Regions from separate parts of the Homo sapiens genome. Here all the other regions are linked to region 3. A link is a contact called in ENCODE Hi-C or POLR2A ChIA-PET data. All regions are on one chromosome and are shown on one strand. The core of a region is the stretch at or near the end of the contact, and the rest is flanking DNA. Distances in the headings are between cores, read along the strand shown. Region 1 overlaps LOC102724152 (a long non-coding RNA gene). Region 2 has its middle 290 kb from the start of QKI. Region 3 overlaps QKI (QKI, KH domain containing RNA binding).

Evidence for each region. A loop is a pair of places that touch in the nucleus more often than their neighbours do. ChIA-PET counts read pairs that join two places held with the same protein, here RNA polymerase II (POLR2A). Pooled maps may share reads with other maps.
Region 1: a loop to region 3 is called in a map with no recorded cell type, with 5 times the contacts of the local background. The contact joins two enhancer-like sites. A Hi-C loop is called at or near these places in 2 of 37 single-sample maps with no recorded cell type and 4 of 50 pooled maps.
Region 2: a loop to region 3 is called in a map with no recorded cell type, with 10 times the contacts of the local background. The contact joins two enhancer-like sites. A Hi-C loop is called at or near these places in 11 of 37 single-sample maps with no recorded cell type and 4 of 50 pooled maps. POLR2A ChIA-PET finds 5 or more read pairs at or near these places in 1 of 52 experiments (H1).

What each region holds. Positions count from the first base shown.
Region 1 is chr6:163,666,503-163,669,202 of GRCh38, forward strand. All of the region lies in intron 1 of LOC102724152 (a long non-coding RNA gene), which reads right to left. Among named protein-coding and RNA genes, the nearest start is that of QKI, 250 kb to the left of the region's middle. Within about 2 kb of position 1,314, at least 6 of the 41 ENCODE cell types and tissues checked have a DNase peak (open chromatin) inside an H3K27ac peak, as active enhancers do.
Region 2 is chr6:163,707,335-163,710,034 of GRCh38, forward strand. No RefSeq gene overlaps it. Among named protein-coding and RNA genes, the nearest start is that of QKI, 290 kb to the left of the region's middle. RefSeq lists an enhancer at 1,000-1,119. Within about 2 kb of position 1,397, at least 7 of the 41 ENCODE cell types and tissues checked have a DNase peak (open chromatin) inside an H3K27ac peak, as active enhancers do.
Region 3 is chr6:163,459,202-163,461,901 of GRCh38, forward strand. All of the region lies in intron 2 of QKI (QKI, KH domain containing RNA binding), which reads left to right. Among named protein-coding and RNA genes, the nearest start is that of QKI, 46 kb to the left of the region's middle. RefSeq lists an enhancer at 1,181-1,410. Within about 2 kb of position 1,315, at least 7 of the 41 ENCODE cell types and tissues checked have a DNase peak (open chromatin) inside an H3K27ac peak, as active enhancers do.

The DNA.
Region 1 (2,700 bases), core at 64-2,563, 210 kb after region 3:
TCTGCCAAGTACTGTGGTATGTATTTTATATCAACTCATTTTAGTTTTCACAGCAAACTTAGGAAGGAGCCATGAGTTGTATGAAGTTCCTGTGGTTGAGGAAGTTTAAATATCATGTTTAAAGACACACAACTCATAAATGATGAAGTTATTACTAGAACTGGGCTAATCTATTCTTATAAGTTTTAGCAAAATGACAGCTATAAATTTCCATTTCCCAGAGTATTTTCATATGTGTTGTCTCATTGATTTTTCACAGTCCTGAACATAGATCAAGGCTCAGTAGAGTGTGGTTGCGATTTTACAGAGGGAAACCCAAGGCTCAGAGAGGTCATGATTTACCCAAACACAGCTCACTTCCAATAGGGCTGCTGAGGCCGTGGCCACGCTCTGCACCAAACAAAGCCAGTGTGCAAATTGGGCCATTGGACCCAGCTCCAGTGCTCATTCACAATCCCACACTGAAAAAAGCAAGAGAACAGAACGAACGCACATGCAAAACCACCTATATGGCATCAAGGAGGTCTTTTTCCTCAAGTATGAGCTAGGCTTTTCCAGCCTGGCTGGAAAGCCTAGCAGAGAATGGGATTCTCTGCTAAGGTCAACAAGATGCGGCGCAGCCACTACCTACGAAGCTGCTTAGCACGCCCCACTGTGTGCCTGCCCAGGGGAGGACACGCAGCCCTAGGGGTCTGCTTATGATTTCTGCCCCTGCTTGTCTCTGCTGCTTGCAGCCAGCGCTGGCTGGACATGGAGAGCCAGCACCGAGTTCCATTGCTTCCATTTGGCACCAAGTGCCTGATGGAGCTGTCCACTCTCAACAAGAAAGGGGCCTGAGGTGTTGGGGCAGAATGAGGGTCCTCGCTTGAGCTCACCTTGACTCTTCTCACAGGCCAGGCCATGAAGGGAAGGGAAACGGAGCAAAGCCAAGAGACAGGGAAAAGTGTGGGGGATAACCTGGGGGCTGGAGGGCTGGTTGGGGGGTGCAAGGGGCGGTCGCGGTGAAATCTGGCCTTACGGGCACGGTGCTAGTGGGGAGAACGTTAAAGGAAGTCACTTTAATCTTCAGAATGAGCTCAGAGGTCCACAGGGTGGATATGGAACCCCTATTCATTCATTTAATATATGATTAGATGTCAGTGTTGTTGGAGTTACATTTTAGGAAATGACTATTCATAATGGAAGTCCTGGCACGGTTTCTTTCTAATCAGCAAAACGGGGTGGTGGGCTCAGCTGTGGCACCCTCGCAAGAGGCTCTTAATTTACGAGTGATGTTAAATTATGCTGGCTGCCAGATAGTCAGATACGGGAAGTGATACAATAAGTCATTGGGGATGTGCTAGTTCTTCTTTTTTCATTTGACAACCACAGGAAGTGGCCATTAGCCAAGCCATCTGAGAGAAAGCATCTGATTGCTCTGCTACGTGCACAGTATCTTGAGTAACTGCAAAAGCCTGAGAGGAAGGACTGCAGGGGGTGGGGATGAGAAGCAGGGTGAGGGGGAGGATAGAGATCTGGGGGTCAGGGCCCTCAGAAGCTAGCATCAGGACAGCTCATGTGGCTTGTTTTTCGCAGGCTCCCCAGGGACTATTCCAGGTTGGGCTAAGCCTAGTCAGGTTTGTCAAAGCCCTACAAAAATAGTTCATGTTATTTCTGTGGCAAATCATGCACAAAGAACTTATGAATAACTAATTTCTTACTTGGCTCTTTTCTAGAAAGGGTAATTCAATACAATGCGCTTTCCAGTCTGTCACAACTGCACGAGGGCAGAGGCAGATTGCAGGTGGGGCAGGACTTCGTAGCCAGGACAAACTTGACTGCAGAGGGTAGCCTGTTCCTCAACCTTCTGAAGCCCTGACTGAGACTTGAAACTGTAGAGAAATTAGCAGGATTCTGGGGAGAACAGAGTCTGGAGAGAACAGAATGGAGTGTGCATGTTTGAAGATGTATAGTTTCTAACAGCAATTTCAGTGCTTGTAGGCAATTTATAAATATTCGAGAAAGATGCTACCATACTTGGCTGAAAGGCTGACGGAGATGGTATTAGGTAACGGAAGTTACAGACAGTGGATGTATGAAGCTGATATTATAGGAGTCCCCTTTCCATCTGGGCAGTATGAACAGGTTGCAACTTACCCTCCTAGTTAGATCCTAGCCGTCTTAGCTTCCTTTTCTGGCATGGCCAGCCATTGCTTTCTGACCTCTTTGAAATAAATACTTTTATGCCCATAAAAAGAGTGTTTTTTTTTTGAATTAAGAAAAAAAGACTTTGATTGGATGGTTTCTAAGCTTTCTTGCACATCGGAGTCACTGGGTGATCTTGATAACATTCCAGTGCCTTTCTTTTCTTTTTTTTTTTTTTTTTTTTTTTTTGAGACAGAGTCTCGCTCTGTCGCCCAGGCTGGAGTGCAGTGGTGTGATCTTGGCTCACTGCAAGCCCCGCCTCCCGGGTTCACGCCATTCTCCTGCCTCAGCCTCTCCGAGTAGCTGGGACTACAGGCACCCACCACCATGCCTGGCTAATTTTTAGTATTTTTAGTAGAGATGGGGTTTCACTGTGGTCTCGATCTCCTGACCTCGTGATCCGCCCGCCTCGGCCTCCCAAAGTGCTGAGGTTACAAGCATGAGCCACCGTGCCCCGCTTTTCAGGGCTTTTCAAAGATCATTTTCTCCAACTCAATGTCCCTGCATTTTCCAGAG
Region 2 (2,700 bases), core at 147-2,646, 250 kb after region 3:
TGTACTTTATTTGCTCCTCTCTCCCATAACTCTAGAATTAGGGTACATTAGAAGCTATCCGTAAACTCCAGTGAGGACATGTGATAAATTTAAGCTGGAGCATTTAAAACGAGCTGGGAGAGTAGAGAGAGAAGTAAAAGCAGCCATTTGTGATGTGGGTGGCAGTTTTTAGAAAGTGTCTGTGGAGGGCTAGTGGCTTGGCATGAGGAAAGAGAGGCGTTCCTCAGTGTTGTCCACAGAACAGACACTCCTGTGACAGATGTGATCTTCAGGCAAAGTGGTGCTCGTGCACAGGCTTACGTTAGCACACCTGCTGGTGCAGAATGGTAGGAGAAATATTTCCCCAAAGGACAGAATGCGGATGGCTGGACAGAAACCACTGGGGGAAGGTTCCTGGGAGGAATTCCAGAATGTTTTCTCTGGCAAATAGGACAGAGGAGGCAGAAAAGCAAACCGGATCTCACTCCAAGTCTTTATGGACACAGATGGAAAGGAGAGCAGGAAGAAATCACAGGTCACACGGTGGGAGACACGGTGTAGCTGAGGGTAACCTAGTCGTGTTTAGGTGTGACAAATGACTTGCACTGTTTGCCAGACAACAGTGCCCCCCCATCCCCCACGGGGGTGTAATTCCACTAGTGACACTGATTCAGTTTCCAAAAGAAGCAAAACTCTTCTGCTATAAGATTCTTGATTTGTAAGAGTTTCCCCAGCTCAGTGCTTCCCCTTAGCTTTTTCCTTTTTCATCTCTAAGAGGTTATCACTTCTCAAAAACAAGAGTGCTTTGCCACTTCTCTAGTAGCAAGGTATGAAAACATGCTCTAAAATACTTACTTCCTCCAGCTGCACTGCTGCAGGCGGCCGCCTGAGGGATGGAGATGTTCTGGGCTCAGGGTGGACGGGCCTCTAGACAGAGCTATGGACCCTTCTCCAAAGCTGTGCACGAGGGACGTAGATTGGCATAAGATGCTACACAGAAAACCTGTCGTCTAGATTATTCACGTGGTGGAAAACCTCCATTGGGGCATATTACCATAGAAGGGAAAAGGGTCTGTTCTCTCCACCACAAGCAATGGAGAATGTCCCATATCAAAGATAAGTTTGCAGCCAAGGTGGCCTTCATTGGTAACAGGTTCCATAATTGGCAATGATAGGTATTTTCCTTGCCTCGAAACACAGTCAAGAGGGGAGAGTGTGAGAAGCCAGGGACTTAGGACAGGAGGTGAGGTGATGAGTCATTTTGGTTTCTCAGAGCTGACCTCTGTTGTATTTTTATTTGGGGGTTCAGTCTCTGGCTTGAGGGCTCTTCAGAAAGGAGAGCTTACTTTTGTCACGGAAGGAGGGATGGAGACCTCACCCTTTTGCATGGCCAGCTGGAGCCCCAGGTGTCGCGTGTCCAGCTCGTGGGTGGCATGATGTCATGTTTGTTGACCACGTTGGACCTCATTCTGTCCCGAGAACTTAACTGGGCTAGGAGTTGTGAAACCAGATTTCTTGTTATTTGCTTAGACTTGCTTTTTTTTTTTTTTCCCCATATCCACAAAATGAGAATCCTGGGCTTTTAGTATAATAAGGATTGAAAAATGATTATAAAATACAAGGCAAAAAGATCCATGCTATTTAAATGTTTACTATTATTTTGAGATTCATTTTATGTGCCATACTGCTTTACAAATAGTCTGTAATATTTTAATACAGCACTTTATCTTCGTAATCAAATCTTGAGAAGGCCCCCTATAGCTAATCTTTCTCAAAATCGGCTTAATTTATTAGTGGATAACTATACTTAGGCCTCTTTCTAGAACCTTATGAAGTTTGACATGCACTATTTTTAGACATTACGGGTTCTCTTACTGAGACGCTCCAAAGGGAACAGTGGGGGCAGATGTCCTCCAGGAACCTTGGCAATAAATCCCCCTGGGTGCATGACCTGGGGTCACCAAAACTGCCTGCTACCCAGCAGCAGCAGAAGGGAGACCCAGGTTGGCAGCTGGAGTGACTGACAGTGATTTCCTTTCTGTTCAGTGATGAGCCCACCATGAAGAAAGGGCACGAATCTGCTTCCTCTCTCCCTGTCCTGGGAACGGTGCCTGCCCGTGATGGTATCCTCAGGCCCCCCTCTCTGCGCCAGCAAGATGTCCCAGGGGACGTCTGTGCATTCAGCCAGGTGACCACTAGAATAAAATGTTCTCTAGGACCACCTAAGAGGTAACCCTATATTGGAGATACTGAGGAGAGAGGCCGGGGTGGCTGATAGGGTGGGGAGGCACCATCTGTCTGAGTGCACCCTCCCCTGAGACCCTCAGGGTGTCCTGGGGAGACCAGCAGGTTGGAAGTCCTACGCTTTGAAATTTTTAATTAAACAGGAACCTTTGAAGGAAGCTTTTGATTGTTAGTAACATCCTGACTTGCTCCCCCCATGTGACAGGCTCCCCTTTGTGTGTGGCCCCTCCTGAGTCCACATCCTTCATAAGGAGCGGCTTTACCTCCCTTCCTGTAGGAGAGGAAGCCAGGGCTGTGGCCCAGGGAGGGAGGGGAGGCAGCCACTTCTCTCTTCAGTGCAGTTCATTCCAGTTTGGCTCTGACTGTGGCCAAGCAGGGAAGGGGTGCAGGATGGAAGGCAGCAGCGTGTACTTAGGCAGCTCAGTCAATGGAGCCCCCACGTCTCATCCCCTGCCAACCCTGGGCTCTTCCTGGCTG
Region 3 (2,700 bases), core at 65-2,564:
CACTGGAATGCAAGATCCAAGCCAAACTGCATAAGCAGGTATAAGGCGTCTGCTCTTGTTGCTTTCCATTAGCCCAGTGATTCTCACCTGGTGGCAGTTTTACCTATGGGGACATTTGGCAATACTAGAGATACTTTTGGTGTCTAAACTTGGGAGAGGGGGTACTATTGGCATCTAGTGGGTGGAGTCCAGGGATACTGTTAAACATCCTGTAATGCACAGGGCAGTCAGCCTCCGTGCACCTCCAGCCCCCCAACAAAGAATTACCTGGACCCAAATGTCAGTAGTGCTGAGGTTGAGAAACCCTGCGTTAGTGATACCAAGTCACTTCATTTACAGAGAGAAGGGGACTGAAATAAATATTTGCCGAAAAATAATTGAGATGATCACATTGGCTTTGAGCATATGCTTGCTTTTTAGAATCTGTTTCTTTGTCTATGAAGTTATAAGGTTCACTTCATAGGATTGTTGGGAGGAGTAAAGGTAACAAATGTGTGACATCTGATAGAGCAGGCACTCTGTGGTTTTTGTGATTACACATAAGAAAAATAATCCTGTTCTTGAAGGAGTTCAGTCTTGTGTGAAGGATAAACGATTAAATTATTGAAGACTTTAAGTTTCTCATGCATTCATGAAACTACAGACATGAAAGAACATTGAAGTTATATTTAGACCATCAAATTGTTTATTTGGCTGGTCAGGTTTTCTTGTTTGAATCCATGGAGATGTGTTATAAATGATTATGAATAGAGTTAACTGATTTATTTAAGTAAAAAGTGTTATATTTTGAATGAGTCAGTAATAATTTTGTCATTAAATTTGCCTAGTTATCAATTTCAAGTTGTTAGAAATTGTTCTATAGGATCTGCCAGAGTAGTAGACTTGATAAATATTGGCAAGGTCTAGCTGTTGATGATACTAGTCGTCCTGTTAAATACATGAACAGATTAGATTGGTAAACTGCTTCCTTTGGACATGATGATTAAATTGTAGTGAGACTTCTTGGAGTTTTATGTGAATATAATTCTGATTTTCTGATGTTTTTAAAATGGGATTTAATTTTGACTAATAGCTTTGAAAGGCATCTCTTGGGTCTAGGCCATCATGAATACCCATATTGTCAAAGGTTTTGTAAGACAGACAAATGTCTTTTCAAGGATTGTGTTTTCAGCCTGTAGGATCCCAGCCTGGTTGCTATAGTTAGTAGTTTAGATTCATAATGTTATTCACAGTACACTCCACTGTCTCTCTTATAATAATACATGTTGATGATGGAACACGAGTTGTAAGTTCTCTTTCTGTTTCATTTTCCTGGGTTTGCAAATCAGCTTAGGCTCGTCATAGCTTCTGAGTTAGTTAGCATAGGGTTGTTGTTTGTCAGCAGTCTTGAGAAGTTGGTGTCAAATTGGGTGTTGAGCTGGCGTTTGTTTTAGAGGGATTATGGGGAGAGGGGCCAATTCAGTAAGTTATCTTTCCTTAAAGTCTTTGTTCCTTTGACCATTGCGGCCTTCTTATTGTTGAAGGATCACGAACTTCAGGAGTCTTGATGTACACTACTTTCACTTTCATTCTTCTGAATAACAAATGATATTAAATCAAAATTTAATGATATTCAAAGTCTCCTTTTTCAATACCCAGGTTAACACTTGATTTTTGCCTGAATATGATCATATTTTGTGAGTGAAAATAATAATGCTTTAAAATTACGATCTACACATCTGTCTTTGATAGTTTGTACAGAAATCTATTTAAAGGTAGTTTTTCTCAAAAGGTTAGTACATATTTGTATTCAGTGGAGTTGTGAAGTGATTCAGATTACATATTAAAGTTTTAATTTAGCAGTGTGATTTGATAATATAGGGCATATCTTTATGTTTTAGGTAGGGAAAACTTAATGTATAAGTTCAACTAGATCGGTTTAGTAAAAGCCAATTTATGACTCTTTGTTTTGTTTTGAAGTTTCCTCTTTATTTCACTCTGTAAGGGTATATTTAGGGCCTGTTGTGTACCAAATATTTCATAGGCTTTTTATGGTTTGGGATATACCACATTTCTTAGAATGTTAGTAAATAATTACAGAAAGGGTTACAGGACAGTCTGAAAACAATACATTTTGTTTAGCTGATATTTTTCCAACGTTTAACATTTCTTTAAATAATAAGGCCTCTCTGAGTTTTAAAAATGCAGGCACTTTCTTTTATAAATAATATATTTTAGTATTTGATAGGAACTAGTGCTTAGAAGAACAAAATGAAAGATGGGGTTGTTAGGGAAGAATTATTCAGATTAGACAGAAACGTTTGTCTATGGTTTATCTAAAAAGAGTTTCATGTTAGGATCTACTCTGTTAAAATTACTGCTTCAAAGGACTTATGGATAATTTGATATCTACTCATAGGTGTTCAATCTCCATATCTCTTAAGATTCTTGCTGAAATAGCCAAAGTATGTAATATGGAAATCGAGGAGAAATCTGCTTCTCAGTGCTATCCATATTCCAGGAACATTGAGCTGTTTCTGATAAAGATTAAAGGAAAGCTCAAGGTGATGATCTACTTTCAGCCCAATTTGAGAGAGCAGTGTCTCCGGGAGTAAAATGGCTAATAACAGAATCTTCCTCATCCTAACCCCTCAGAATTGTCACACATGAAATGGGCTATGAAGCAGTCAAAGGTTATACTGCTTGAACTCTTCCACTCAT